Regions from separate parts of the Mus musculus genome. Here region 2 is linked to region 1. The links are chromatin loops, found by intact Hi-C in ENCODE. Cell type or tissue: heart. All regions are shown on one strand.

What was found. Hi-C counts contacts between places; a loop is a spot of excess contacts. Peaks named below come from ENCODE experiments on the same cell type or tissue, not always from the same donor. Only the 100,000 strongest peaks of a DNase experiment are listed, where the experiment ranks them.
Region 2: a loop joins it to region 1, with 2.7 times the contacts of the local background. A loop is called at or near these places in 2 of 42 quality-filtered maps.

Annotation. Positions count from the first base shown.
Region 1 is chr13:29,187,611-29,195,610 of GRCm38, reverse strand. It overlaps a transcript of Cdkal1 not described here. Among named protein-coding and RNA genes, the nearest start is that of A330102I10Rik, 180 kb to the right of the region's middle. In heart, no CTCF peak of the experiment used is centred here; a DNase peak (open chromatin) is centred at 4,820; H3K27ac peaks cover 4,468 bases.
Region 2 is chr13:29,634,410-29,642,409 of GRCm38, reverse strand. All of the region lies in intron 8 of Cdkal1 (CDK5 regulatory subunit associated protein 1-like 1), which reads left to right. Among named protein-coding and RNA genes, the nearest start is that of Cdkal1, 220 kb to the left of the region's middle. In heart, no CTCF peak of the experiment used is centred here; a DNase peak (open chromatin) is centred at 4,369; H3K27ac peaks cover 3,851 bases.

The DNA of each region.
Region 1 (8,000 bases):
CTGTATGGTATTACATACAGAGTTACCCCCACCATCACCTCCATGTCTGGGTAATTTTTACTGTTGCTGAAGAGAGCAAAATATTACTTCTAGAAACCCAGCAGGCATTTTATTAAACGATTGTACCAGCTGGGGACAAATGATTGCCTTTCTTGAGACTTCCTTTCAGAATTGGATGTTTTCATCTCGGCAGGAAGGACCAGTTAGGGTTCTTCTCTAGGTGGGTTTTTCAGCAAGTCCACCCAGTCCCAAATCATAACCAGCGTTCAAAGCCATTGGCTGCCGTTTCCACACCCAGGTATGATTACTTTAAGCTTGGGAAGTGATTTCACCACCTCCTTTTCCTCTGTTGCAGGCTCTGGATTATTTATGAAGGCACAAAGGGAGAGAGAGACACATTGGACAAAATTCAAATGTGATATATGTACACGCCCCTTCTTTGGCTGTGATTTGTGCAAAATCACATCCAGGCTATAGCCACAGCCCCTGGGGCTCATCTCTGTTCTGAGGTACAAGAAGCTGGCAACGCGCTTTTCACACAGGACAAAGCCATGCTGGCTGTTGATTCTAAAGGCCCCATCATCCAGACTCTTGTGCTGTTATTGGAAAAAAACATGAGACTGGCCAAAAGCAGCTCAGGTCACATTATCAGGTAATATCTCCATTCTGTATATTTAGTTGGAAAATAAAGCCTATCAGGACAGTGTAATTTAGAAGGGTGGAGCGAGCCACATAATTTCCAGGGCAGGGGAAGAGAGTGCTGTTTGGGGCATTTTTAGTGGAACTGATCTGCTCTGGCAGTAATTTCCAGCTTCTCCCTGCACCAACACCCCTTCCCCGCCTGCTTTAATAATGGAAAAAAATACAGCCCAAGACCCTGACCGTCCAAAAGCAACTGCTGGAAACCCTGCCTGTTGATCACTTATTAGAACTTGTTTACTGCTTAGTGTCTTGCGAGGTATGTGTTTGTTAGGAAAATTAAGTGCCTCCCTGTAGCAATGTTAATTAGACTAGGCTTGTTCAACTCCAGGGAGGGGTGTTTTTGGGTCATTCCATCCCTTCAAAGTCTGCTATGCCTTTTGACTTAGTTGCTTAAAAAAAAGGAAAGAAAGAAAGAGAGAGAGAGAGAGAGAGAGAGAGAGAGAGAGAGAGGAAGGAAGGAAGGAAGGAAGGAAGGAAGGAAGGAAGGAAGGAAGGAAGGAAGGAAGGAAGGAAGGAAAAAGAGAAACAGAAAAAGCCCTCGATGTAATTGTGTGAGTTGGGAACCCAGATCCCTGCCCTGAGCTTGTAGATGCTCAAAGGAGCCAGAAGGGGAATGAAACCGAGATAACATTTCAATGTTGCAGCGGGGTTCAAGGCGGGAACACGTTAGAACACAGTCTGGGATGCTGTTTCAGTAGCTCCGTCATCATGCGTGTTTCCACCATCTCCAGCATCATAAGGGGGTAGAGCTGAGTGTGGTTGCGATTTTCCTCTGTGAAACACAAGTTCCCAGTGAAAGTGAGTGGCCCCTATGACATGCTAGTGACTCTTCATTGTCAACTCAGCTGGATTTAGTATCACCATGGAAACACACCTCTGGATGTGTCAGTGAGAGTTTTTTCCAGGAAACTTTAACACAGTAGGGACGCCCCACCCTGAGTGTGAATGGCACTATCCATGGGGCCTCTGACCAAACAAAAGGGAGAAATGAGAACCAGCAACATCCATCTCTCTCTCTCTGTTTCTTGATTGTGGACACAGTGCCACCGGCTACCACAAGATCCTGCCACCATGCCTTCTCCTCCGTGACTGAGTGTGACCTTACACTGTTGAGACAGAGTAAACCTTCCTTACTCATGTCACTTTTGTCAGGCACTTTGTCATAGCAACACAATGGAAACTTACACAACTGACTTCTCCATTTACCCCAGCTGCCTGATGGGACACCTTTCCTCTTCACTTGCAATCTTCCTTCCTACCCAAACAGTTCTCCATCACGACCCCCATTAACACACCTCTGTCCTGGTCCAGAACCATTACACAGGTCTCAGTGGTGGGTCTGGAGGAAGGTCTTTATACTTACGATACGGAACTACAGAAGTTCAACACTTCTTCAGTAGTTGAATCAGAATCCCTTGGGGGTCAGCCATGGTATTAGGCTCTAGATCCTCACATGACGTGAGTTTGTGGGCTGTACCCATGGGTTTGGTGATAAGGGTGAAGTGAAGGCCTCACTTAGTCTGTGGGCCTCAACTGTGTGCGGACTCCTATCTGGTTTTGTCAAAGAAGCCATTGTTCGAGTTTGATAACACTTGTGTCACCAGTAATGTGGATTTTAATTGGTAAGAGCATGATGGTACTATTTCCTGGTCATCCTCACTGCGAAATCCTGTAGGGAGGTGAAATGTTCATAGTTATGGCACAGGTATCTCTGGGTTCCCAGTCATAATGCCTTCAAAACATTACCAAAATGTTTCTCCAGGGATAGAAGTTCTTTGATTGACTCAAATAAAACAGCCTGCACTTGACATCATAAAAAGAAGTGTTTCTTCATGAAATATGAACTTCAACCAAACTGTGTGTTGCATCTCAGCCAGAGCCTATGTCCTCCACTGAAGAAGTTATTAGAGAAAAAGGCCAACCTTCCATTTGGACGGTCACCAATCAGATTAGCAATTCCTCTTAGAAGGAAAAACAGCAGAGGCAGTTATGTGCGGAGACTTTGACTGAACTCGGGCCTAGGATGTGACAGGTCCTGTCAGTTGTCACTTCACTGGGTCAAGGCCTGATCAGAACCTGTGCTCTGTCTAATCCAGGGCTTCAGGTTGGTATTTCTTCCCTGAATGACCTCTCTGTAGTTTGTGGTTTTGCTCAGTGAAGGTTTTTCCAGAAGCCAATGTGAGAAGCATGGGTTCTAAGAGCTTCTTTGATGAGAACCTTAAAATGATCTGGCATCCAAAATGTTTGGAAAACTTATCAGACTTTAATCCCTACTTGGGGATTCATAACAAACACAGAAGGCCTTCTTAAGCTCGGGTCATGTGGAGTTTCTCAAACACATGTGACTCCAGAATGTCTTTTTTCTTGCCAGCTACACGGAGAGAGACGTGTTCTGGAAAACACTGACACAACAGCAAACATTGGATCTAAGAGGCTGTGTCTGTGTCTCCACTCACTTTCTGATTGATCCTATCAGGAAGATATCAATGAGTCTCCATTATCTACATATAGAATGACTCTACACTACACTGGTCCGATCTGTCTGTCATGCAGTGAGAAATAAATGCCAATGCCAACAGCTCTAAGATAATGACAGGGGCCAGTGAGAGGGCACAGCACATAAACTCTTGCCACACAATCCTGATGACTTGAGCTTGACCCCTGGGACCTAAAGGACACTGACTCTTTAGAGCTGTCCTCTGCCATCCACACATGTGTGTCTATTCTCCAATCACACATCATACACACTATAATAATTAGTAATAATAAGCAAAGTAATGGGCTATTAAAATATTAATTTATATATGTATATGCCATAGATACAAAGAGCCAGCTTACTACAGCCTTTTCAGTAAAGCTGGTCCATGGCTTTGTTTTATAAATAAAGTTTTATTAGAACACAGCCATGCTCGTTTATTTACACATCATCTATGCCTAAGGATGGGCTGCAGTGGCAGAGCTGAACAATTGAAGCAGATGAACAATTCCTCCCAGGAAAGTGAAAGGCAAAGGCAGTTGCAACTGGCAAGGAACAAAATGTGCTTTTTCCTGTGTGGTTTGTAGAGACCCCCCAAAGTGTTTGCTGTTTGGCTGTTCACTGGAAAACAGAAAGAAAAACAAAAATGTGCTGACCCCTGACTTGTAATAAAGGATAATATATAGTCAAGGACGTGTTGTATCTATGGGAAGCGGAGTGACAGCGATGACTCTGTCATGTGGTACACATGGATAAAGCCCTGGCCTGATCCTTGGCTGGGGATAACTCCATCCTGCTCACCCAGGAGAGCACCAGCAAAACGGTGAAGGTGCTGCACAAACCTTCTCCTGATGATAACTTGCAACAAACCTTCTCCCGATGGTAACTTGGACGATTAACATGCCTGGGTACATGTCACAAAATCTGGAAAAGTTCCCAGTCCACCATAATTAAAAGGAGAAGTCAAAGAACATGCAACTCCAGGCGTTTAGAAGAAGCTTTGTGGCAGTTTAATGTAAACCCACCATTTGTGAGTTACCGCTGAAAGGGTGGTGTCTGTGTGAGGTTCTTGAAAACGTTAGGAAACAGGTGAGGTAGCTCAACGGGAAGAGGTGATTGCCACCAAGCCTAATGACCTGAGTTCAATTCCCAGGACCTCCAAGAGTTATCCTTTGACTCCCACCCGAGAAAGAGAGAGAGAGAGAGAGACAGAGAGACAGAGAGACAGAGATAGAGAGAGACAGACAGAGAGAGAGACAGAGAGACAGAGAGAGAGAGAGAGAACACGCTAGGGACTAGAAACAAATAGTCATATACCAGATCAATTGTTGAAAGATGAACAAATATGGAAAATCACAGTGACATTTCCAAACATTTCACCCTTAGGTGTTCTACTAAGGGATCATGATAGTTAAAATACCCAGAGAATCTGCATCCCAACATTCATTTTACTAATTTTCTAGAGCTTAGTAGCATAAACTCAACCCGCTTGCTTCATGCTCACAGCCTAAGAATACAAACAGCAAGAACCAGAAGGCATCCACCCCGGAGAGAAGAATGCTCTCACTGAGACTACGAGGGGGCCTGAAGGCTGTAGCTGGATTAATGTGTATTGCTACGGTGCCTATTCCTGGTTCCCAGGTCACGAGCTGCTAACAGCATCTGGTGTCCATATAGCTCTCCACTGAGGAATGCTTGCCGAGCTATTTGTAGAGTGCATCTCTAAGTGAGCACTTAAGACACCTCATGCTTTTCTAGGCTTCTCCCCCACTTGGCTTGGGTGTGAGGGCTGTGATTATGTTTATAACAGCAAAGGCTGACGTGCTTCAGTCACAGTGACATTTCAATGTCCTTTCTCTCCTAAGAACTGTTCTTGCAAGTGAAAACTTACCTCTTGGCCCTAAAAATTCTAGAAACTCATAGAAACAAGAGAGTAAAGATCATGACTTGGGATCAGACTAGCTAATTAACACTATGCCCATTTAATCCTGCAGGGCCACAGACATCCCATAACAATGTAGAGGCCAATGGCCTGGTCTTCTGCATGGATCTCAAGACTTTCCAAAGTTTCACAGACATGTATTATACTGTCCTCCACGCAATAGGTCTGTGTTCTCCTTATCAGACCCATCCCATGCTTCTGCGTGTCCCTGCAAGCCCGCTGTCATGAACTTTCCTGATATTCCAAAGCCTTTCCTCTGAACTTGAGAAAAGTAACTAATAATGTGCCCCACTTTTCAGAGTATATCATCAAGGCTTCTGAGGGAACTCCACACTGTGAAGGAACAAAGAAAATGTTGGAATTTGGCCTGAATTCTTTAGGAGCTGACAAGTCTCTGCTCAGGTCTAGGAAGACACTCAGAAGGTCAAGTGCTTGCCATGGGACCGTGAGCACCTACACCAGAACCTATGTAAGAAGCCAAGCGTGGTGATGCGTGTTAATAGTGTCAGCACTGGAGAGGCAGAGGCGAGTAGCAGCTCCTTGGAGCTTACTGGCCAGCCACCCTAACCTACTGGCCAAGTTACAAACCAGTGAGAGATTCTGTCTTTAAAAACAAGAGAATGTCACCTGAGGAAAAACACCAAGGTTGACTCCTGACCTCTATACATATATGTGTGCATATGTACCCACACATGAACTGAATGTCCACAGACACTGTGTGAGTATCATGTGACATGTTGGTGCTTACATATTTACTCACTGAGACTTAACCATTAAACCATGTTATCCCCTAAAGATGTCCCCAGCAGCCACAAATCTATCATGAAATATATCATGGCAATAAAAGTGGCTTGTGACAGGCAAGCTGCCACTGAAGTGTGTAAAATAATTTTTTAAAACTGGGTTAAAACAGTAGGAGGCATGATTGTCTACCAGAAATAAATGACAGTTGGAGGTCGTCAAATATAGATAGTTTCCCACTCCTGTATGGTCAATGAACTATTATTTTTAGTGTTCTCTCTGTCTCTCTCTCTCTCTGTGTGTGTGTGTGTGCATTTGTGTGTAATTACACAACATCTCAACAGTGCCCCCCCCTTGACTCCATATCTTGCCCAGAATTTCTTTGTATTCAAATCTAATGTTTAGTAAAGAGATCAGGAATGGATGGGTTGATATGTTGACCCACCAAAATGGATTATAAATGAATGATAGAGTTGGGGATAAGAAAGGAGAAAACTCTGAGGAAATAAAGCATACTTCCACAGTCTTATAGAGCTCCTTGCTATGTGAAATTGGCTGTAACTTTACCCTAATATTGGCCAGTCACAATTAATAATAATATCAACTCTTTGAGTAGCCTGTTAATGCACACAGCAGCATGCTGGAGGCTCTTTCTCATTAACCACTCAATTAATCACACCTTCTCCCTGGGGGAGGTATTAGCACTCTCTGTTTTACAGATAAGGAGCCAGATACTCAAAGGCTCAGCCCAACAACAGAGGACACTGGAGGCTGGCGATGTCATCATGAAGAGAGCTGGCAGAAATATCAAGTGTCTTTCATATTCCTGGGCTGCGCAGCTTATTCCCTATCAATTTAATTCTGACCAAAGGGTATTTTGTGGTTTCAAATTCTTGGTTGTGTGCTGGAACCCACTGGCATGGCCTCAACAGACAGCACGTCCTATGGTAATCTGGAGATCAACATAGAAGATCAGCATGCTGGCTGGACCAGTCTGTGCACTAGACTCAGCATCTTCCTTCGTCTTGGCTTCCCTTCTCATGTGTGATGCTATGCTTGCTGGTCAATTCTAGGGATGTGAGGGTAAAGGGTGGCACGCAGCTTTGCTTAGCCCAAGGATCTTGTGTGTTGATCCAGGACAGCCTGTGGGGCATGCAAACACTATATGCAATCTCTACAATGGGGCACCTACTCCCTGAAAGGCCTGTTAGCCTGCTGGACTGGCTAGTTTTATGTCAAGTTGACACAAGCTAGAGTCATCAGAGAGGAGGGAACCTCAATTGAGAAAATGCCTCTGTAAGATGTAGGCTCTAGGCAAGCCTGTAGGGCTTTTTCTTAATTAGTAATTCATGAGGGATGGTCCTGCCTATTATGGGTGGTATCATCCTTGGGATGGTAGTACTGGGTTCTATAAAAAAGCAGGCTGAGCAAGCCTCGTTGAGCAGGCCAGTATGCAATCCCCATACTTGGCCTCTGCATCAGCTCCTGTGTCCAGGTTCCTGCCTGGTTGAGTTCCTATCCTGACATCCTTTGATGATCATCTGTGATGTGGAAGCATAAGCTGAATGAACCCTTTCCACCCCAAGTTGCTTGGGTCATGGTGTTTCTTCACAGAAGTAGTAACCCCTAACTAAGACACATAGTGTGTAGTTCTCCATTCTGCAACCCATTTTTAATTGTGTTGGGGGAGGGAAAGTGGTGGTTTGACACATACCCAGTAGAAGGACTTTATGATCTATATCCATGCCACATCCCCAGGCCTCCTTTTGAAATAAACAATTCACAGAAACAAGTAAAGGCCGAACAGTAAGATGGCTCATTGAGTAGAAGCACCCAAGGATCTGAATTTTTTCCCAGAGGCCAACATGGCAGACTCTGACAAGTGATCCTGTGACCACAAGCATGCAAGGGCACACACACACACACACACACACACACACACACCACCCCTAAAAGTAAAATAAAATAACACACAGGGAAAAGGTGTGGAAGATGGTTGTTAAGCGTATAACTTCACACCAGAGCTCCTTGCCTTCAGAGGCTCGCTGTCAGTGTGCAGTAGTTTAGGACAGTTTGCAATATACATCCCTAAATAACCTGCTTGCTCTGATTCTTCGGCTGCTCAGAAAAGGTTTTTAA
Region 2 (8,000 bases), 450 kb before region 1:
TTACTCTTTTATGGGAAAGGGAATTAGTAGAGCCAAATACAGATTAGAGGTCAGCAAATTGTAGCCCATGGGCAGATCCAGTCTGGCTTCTTTTGCCATAGGTTTTACATGCCTCTTGGCTGTGCTCACACAGTTTTGAATTGTCATCGGCTACATCTGCTTTTCAATAGAATTCAGTACTTGCACAAAGTCTCTTGCCCTTAAAATCTGATATTCTAATACTTTACAGTAATGTATATTAGATCCCATTCAGAGCAGTGCTCTAAAATTATACTGTATTACATTTTATAGTGTAGATCTAGTCTGTGACAAGTTGTTCCAATGAAGTTAGGGTAGCAAAAATTTGAACAATAGGAATATATCTGTTCATGAATTTATACAGGCTTATTTCCACTGAGTTATTTCTTTTCTTCAAGAAGCAGATTTGGAAGGGAAGTTGTACACATAAGCACGTTGAAATGTCACTGAGCATCTTAGGCTCCCATCCCGGCCCACTCTTGGTAATCATAACAGGCTACACTGTAAGTCTAGCCCTGAGGATGTTTCCCACATAGCTGCTCCAGAATCAGCAACACCAGGCCACATGGCAAACAGTACCTTGTTCTCTGACCCAGAAGGTTTAAACTCTTTATAGTCGCCTGGTAGTTTAAGCACACACTTCTCAGCCGGCCAACCATTTAGTCTTCCCTGTAGCCTGACTGAATAACTCCGCTACCACACCTACATCTGCCCCTTCTCTTTGTGTTTCTCTCTTTTGTTCCTCCCCCTGAGACTATACACTGATGGTTAGCTGTTGTCCAGGAGGATGTCTTTCCACATCCTCTCCATCTCTGTGCGCACTTGTGAAAACCGACATTCTTACTTGAGGCCTGTGACAGTGCTGCCTCCTTCTGGGATGCTGCCCTGCCTCTAACTGTGCTGGATCTGACCTGCTTTGATTATCCTGCAGCCCCTGTCCCATGCTCCTGGGTAAGTCACCTGTGCACTTGTCAGAGTCCTCTCTTCTGACCCCATTTACAAATGATGCAATGTTTTATGGGAAGTGAAGTGGTGACTGTAAACATTGAGCCTATCTGTGAGTCGGAGCTCAGGTAAAGTGGGCTGACCTCCCAGGGCCTGTTCCTCCTCGCTGCTTACTGTCCTTCTGTCCCTCTGCAAGCACACTGTGCTTTGTCTAGAACTCGTGAGGCTTAGAGTCTGGAAAGCTTCCTGAGCCTTTGTCAGAAGGAACTTCCACACTTTCCTGACAATCTCGTGTGCTTAGCAGTGAATTGGTTTAACAATTCTAAAGGTTCCACAGTTTTTCCATTTCTTACTTTTGTTACATTTATTTTTTTAAATTTATTATTTAATATATTTTGATTATATCTTTTGGCTCCCCGAAGTCCTCCCAGGTCCTTCTTTTTTCCCAACATTTCTATCTAACGTCCTGTTCTTTCCCTCCTTCTCAATAAACAGACAAAGCATTACAAGAAAACAAAACCAAACTAAACCAAAAAGAAGACCCCCAAACAACAACCCCTGCATACAATCACATGGAGTGTATTTATGTTGGTCAGCTACAGCTGAGCATGAGGCCTGCCCTCGAGTGAGGTTACCATTCACAGTAGCGCCCATTGGAGTAAACTGATTTTCCTGGTCAGAACCAAGACTTTATGCCCAGGTACCTTTGTCAGTGCTGAGATTTTGTTGCTTTGAACCTGTATAAGTCATGTGCCTCCTATCAATCTCTGGGAGTTTATATGTACATCAGTCCTGGTTCTCTGTTTCTTTAGAATTCTTTACCATTTCTGGCTCTTGCAAATTTTCTCCCTCCTCTTCAGCCCATGTCTGTGAGCTCTGAGGGGAGGGGTTTGATAGGGACATCCCATCTATAGCTGAGTGCTCCAAGATCTCTTCTCTGTGTATACGTTGTCAAGATGTGTGTCAATCACCATCTCCTGCAAAAAAAAAAAAAAAAGCCTCCTTGAGGAGAGTCTTGGCATTAGTCATTTATTGATGTGTAACAATGTTACTCAAATGTGGCTGTGTCTATGAGTCAGGTATCTGGGTGTTGTACTCTTCAGCCAGCCTGCAGTAAGATGTTTGCAGTAGCTGCCATGCATTTAAGTCTCTTGTAACCAGGAGGAGACTTTCCCAAGTTTTGTGTGTTTTGGAACATGCAGTTCTTTATAGGCTGCTGTGTCAAGGTCCCTAGTCTCTTATTGGAGCTCCACTGGAGGTTACCCGGAGTTCTGTGCAGTGCGGTGCCTACCCTGTGACTGCTTGCTCCTTCAAAGCCATTAATGGAGTGCTTCCTTGGTGGGCAGAAGTTATGGAATCATGCAAAGGACCTCTTCCCACTTTGAAGCACTGTAGTGTCTGAAGCGGTTTTCTGATCCTGCCCAGACTGTAGAGAACAGTTCACATATGGTAGACTTTCTAGCAGGCAGGAAATGGGGGGCTGTTACACTCTTTCCTGAGAGGCCGATACACATAGATTGTCTAGAAGCAATGCCATGGCCCAGTAAATCCTGTTGAATAAATACTCAGTGAAGTGGTGTATTTGCGGTAATAAAAAAGTAAGACATTTTAACTCTTCTACCTGCAGCTTGTGGTTAACTGCTAAATCTGGCTGAATATTTACTTAGATTTCTGCTGCCTTCACACCCCTGCATGCTCCCCAGTTTTCTTCTGATGAGGCTAAAGAGAGCAATTTCTCAATTTTGAGCTCTTGGTGGTATTTGGGACTGTTGTTGGGTTTTCATTATTAATCCTTTCTCTTATGTGTAGCTCTTCTCCTGAGTCTTCTTTTCCACGGTGTCTTTCTATCCCTTTCTTGTGGAATCTTTACTCTTCAAACTTTATAGTCTAGTCACCTTTTTATTCCTCACACACAGGTTAAATGTTCAATAAAGTCTATATGGAATTACTGATTTCAGTGGGCAGGATGGATTTATTTGTACATGATTATAACAGGTTTTTAAACTGAGCCCCTCCGAAGCTTGGGCGCTTATTAAGGGGTGTAAGTGGGTTACTGGTTGGTAAAAGATAGTTACTGGCCTAAGCAGATGCATGCAGAGGGAGAGGGAGTGTTCAGTTGCTTTTATAGGGTTTTGCTGCTCTCTGTCCCTGTCTCTTTGTCTCTCTCTGTATTTCTCTCTGTCTCTGTCTCTCTCTTTATCTCTCTCTGTATTTCTCTCTGTCTCTCTCTTTGTCTCTGCCACCCCCAACCCCCAGCCCTTAGTAATGACACCATGTATCCTTGTGGCTTTCTACCTACTGCCCTGAACATAAGAAACATGTCCTTGTTCCTCTGATAGCTCTGGGCCTGGATGTGTATCACTCAGTGACAGTCTGCATTTACTTTAACACTGTTGCTGTGGCTGGAGAGATGGCTCAGTTGTTTGGAGGGAGCACTTGTTGCTTTCACAGAGGACCTAGGATCAATTCTCAGCATCTTCATATATAGTTCATGTATATTCACATATAGTTCACAGCCATCTTAATTCCAGTTCTTGGGGATCCAATACTCTCTTCTGACCTCCATTGGTATGCACATAGTTAACATATACATATATTCAGGCAAAACATCCATGCATATAAATCTAGAAAGAATCTACAAATGTTGCTGATGATAATAGTACAATAATGGATCACAAATGGCTCCTGTTTGTTGCTATAGGTACTAGCTGGTTATTAGTTGTGACTCAGTGAGACCCTGTTAAATACACTTGGTCAGGCTCCGTCCCAGGCCTCAGCCTTGTGCTCTTACTTTCATGGCAGCTTCCTTGGGTTTGGTTTCCCATTTTGTTTATTGACTTTTGCGGGGTGGGGTGGGGAGGTGAGTTCTTTTGGAACATTTTGTCTTTCCTAACAGCTGGGACCTGAATTGTGTCTGAAAGGGTTCTTGCTCTGGGTCATGATTTCACAACCTTTCAAACAGAATCAGTGTGGAGGTACCGGTGGCAGCCTGTCTGTAGCCTTCTCTCCTTCAGGAGGGAGGCTGGGCTAGGTAGATCTCTTCTTCACACCTGTGGACTCAGCCTACATAGCTAACGGCAGGGAGGGGTGACTACACTGACCTCATGTTCACAGGGACAGAGGCTTCATCACTGAAGCCAGTGTGACAGACATCTTGGGATTTTGTTCTTCAGAGGGAGCAGATCTTAATGGGACTCCGACTTACTAAGTGGTCTTTAGTTTTCCTTCTGAGTTGTCTTGTGAATGTTGCTGCTTTCAGGTGTTTTGAAACTCTGTGGATGTTATAAATGGCATTGTGTGTCTTAGAGGTCAGCTTGGAGTCATGGCTCGTCACGAGCCTCCTCACCGTTTTATTTTTAACCAGCACATGAGTGTCTGACTTTCACGTGCTCTTTCTTGCTTGTGGGCCGCTGCCAGGCCCAGTGTCTTGTTTGGAAGAGATAAATGTCTGGAGGATTTTGTTTTGCTGTGAGATGCATGAGTCACACTTAGCATGAACTCTGTGCTTCCTGCAGACCTCTAATTATTTTGGGTAGTCTACCTACACCTCAACCCCGGGCAGCTGATGTGCTGAAAGTTTGCATCATGTGCCAGTTTGTGAAAGTTCTCATTAGTCACCTGCTCTTTTATGTCCTCCAAAGATAATATGTTTATTTCCTTATTGTGCCAAGTACCAATCCCAGTCAGTATATTCATATACTCATCACCAAACTAGAAAGAAAATGAAGTTTTCTTGTGTTTCGTTTAAAGCTGGCCCTAACCTTACAGTGCTGCCTCAGCCTCTCAGTGCTGGGCTGCCATGTTCTTCCATGCTTGCCTTTTTGCAGAAGGTTTTAACAAGTAGCCCTTTGTAATCTTTGTTGACTATTTTCCTAACAGTAATGAGCATTACCAGAAATGTAGGCTTCACTTGTGTGTTTAACCCTCCAAGACACATAGACTTTTAGGATAGTGGTTTACAGTTAAAAAGAAAAGCAAAATAATACTGGGATCAGCAAGACAACTGAAATAGTTTCTATTATGTTCCCATTAAAGAGCTTGTTAAGCATTATCAAACTTATCTTTATTTCCAATAGGTTATGACATGTAGCGTGTGTAATGGTTGCAGCCATGTGTAGTGGAGCCAGACTGTCTGGTTCACCTACTTAACCAGCTGTGCAATGTTTGCGATATTTGTCAGATTATTTATGTTTCTATGTCTGTTTCATCTTTGGAGAGAATGCCAGTGGCAGCACTTCGCGGGGTGCTTTTAAGGTTTTGGGTAGTGAGTCTTTAGAGTCTGGAACAGTGAGTGCTGTCCGTGCTTCATGTATCATTCTCCATCTGTGATTGGACAGCTTTACACACTTTCAGGTTTGTGTATGTTTATTTATGTGGTGTGTGTGTGTGTGTGTGTGTGTGTGAAGTACACTTACACCAGTATTTATGGAGTCCAGAAGAGAGTATCAGATTCCCTGAATCTGAAATTTCAGGTGATTGTGAACTGCTCAACATTGATGCTGGGAACCAAGTTCAGATCCTGTGGAGGAGCAGTCAGAGCTCTTGATTTGTGAGCTATGTCCCCAGTCCCTACATATGAACACACTCACACATATATGTATCTATATACACATATGTATATGTAAATTGTATATAACTTATAAATATATATTTAAACAAAAATCATCTCTCTTTATGAGATTTCAAGGTAATTGATAGACTTTAATTTTCAAACACTAAATATTCCATGTAGAAGTCAGCTTTCTGTAACACCAAAGAAGTGAGAAATTAAAATGGAGCAGTCATTATCAAGGCCTTTTATGGCATATATTAGTATATGAAACATTAAAAGCTTGTCAGGGTTACATGGAAGATTCAATAATACAGTTCTGGTGGCTGAAGGTGTATTCAGTTAGCTGGTAGAATTCTGGCCTAGCATGCCTGAGGTCCTGGGCTCTACTCGATTTCTGTGACGGCATATGCTTATAATCCCAGCTGTGTGATGGTAGAGACAGGAGATAGCTTAGAGTCTTGGAGGAGGAAAGAGTAATGGTGAGTTGTCCTTGGTTAACCAGATGAGATCCAGAATCTCAGAGAGACAGTTTTGAGTTCAAGAGAGGGGGAAAGACCTACTGTGAATTTGGAGGCATTATCCCATGGGCTGGGGTTGTGGGCTGCATATATAGGAGAGAATGGTTGGGCCCCAGAATTCCCTCTCTGCTTCCTGACTGTGCATGTGATATTTCCGTCCACTTCATTCTCCTGCCCTCACATCTAGAACTTCTTTGATGATGGATTGTGCTCTCAAACCTTGACTCCTTTTCCTTATTTAAAAATATTTGTTTAAAAAAAAAGTTAGCCTGAGCTATGAGATCCAGTTTCAAAAAACAAAACAAGTGTGTCTGCCTGCCTCCTTCCCAGCGTTGTGGCATTCTGCAAGCATTTCCAAGGCTCTGGCTGCAGACATAGACTAGGTGTGTTGGTAGTGCCTTGTCTGTCACATCCCCCCCTCCCCCGGGAGGTTAATTGGAGTCACCTCAGCTGTTCCTTAGACTGCTGATGCACTTACATGCTATTGTTTTTGTTGTCTTTTATTGGGAACATTTCCTTGAACATTTTCTTTGAGTATCAAAAGACGTTTTGTCTGTGGTTGGAAAAAATGTCTCTGACCTGCCAACCAAACTTGAAATTGCATAAGAAAATGGGTGTTGATGCTGAGAAATGGTGTGTAGGCAACAACACTCTTGTTCTGTACAAAACAGTGATGAAATACCAACAGCACATGTGGACTCGCTCTTGCTTTATGTTTGTTTGGGAAAAGCTTTGGGAAGAAAGACCCATGTCTGCTGTTTAATGCATTTCATTTAGGGATGGGATTTGTTTGGCAGTCATTATAGGGACAACATAGAACTAATTCTGTACATAGCTCCTTCGGTCCCATTTCTTCCTGTTTGTATTGAAATGTAACTGCCATGTATGACTTGTAGGAAACAGATCACAGCCTTTAGGTGATTTCTATAGAATTTCATTCTCCTTTTCAGTTATTATTATCCCCTGTTATTAAGTAGGCCAATGTCTGTGTGTTTCTCCGGGTGTCTGTGTGTCTGTCTTTTTCTCCCCTCCTCCCCTCCTCCCCTCCTCCCCTCCCCTCCTCCCCTCCTCCCCTCCCCTCCCCTCCCCTCCCCTCCCCTCCCCACCTCCCCCCCCCCTCTCAGAGATCAACCACACATACGATTTTTTGAGAGATGTCTCTAACTAGCCTGGGACTAGACAAGTGTTTTATCAACTAAGCTTTCTTTCCAGCCTCTTTATTAGTCTATGTGTTTCAAACCACACATGGTGACTCATATTTACAACTCCAGTACTCAGAAAGTTAAGGTGAAAGGATGATAGTGAGTTTGAGTCTAACCTGGACTATATTAGCAAGTGGCTATCCTGGATTAGAGAGGGAGACCTTTTCTCCTTATTTCAACTTGTGTGTGTGTGTGTGTGTGTGTGTGTGTGTGTGTGTGAGTGAGTGTGTGTGTGCCTACCTTAAAATGAAGCATTTTACTTCTCTTGGTTGTATAGTTTGGGAGCACTTACCCTGTCTTATTGTTTATTGAGAGGCCCTCCCCACCATTTGACTCCAGAGTCTTTCTATTTCCCCAAGCTTAGATTCTGTTCATGAAACAGCAGCATCCCTGATCCCTCTTGTCTTCATCCCTGGTACTCACCCACTTTCTGCACCTGATTTTGGCTACACTACTTACTTTTCAGTTGGAGTCACATCCTTTTTCCTTTTGTGATTTGCTTTTTACACTTAGTGTTGTACATTTATGCTTCTCCCTAGGGATAGCATGTGACAGATTTCATTTTCCAAGGCCAGATACAATTCTATGTACCTACCAGATTTACTTTGTATATTCTAATTCTGATCAATATTTGTGTTTCTTTGCATTTTTGCTATGAGAGCAATATTTACTGTAAACATTCTTGAGCAAGTCTGTATGTAAGTGTTTGTGTATAGTTCTTTTGTTTCTATGGTGTTCCTGGATCATATCATATTTCTTTTTTAG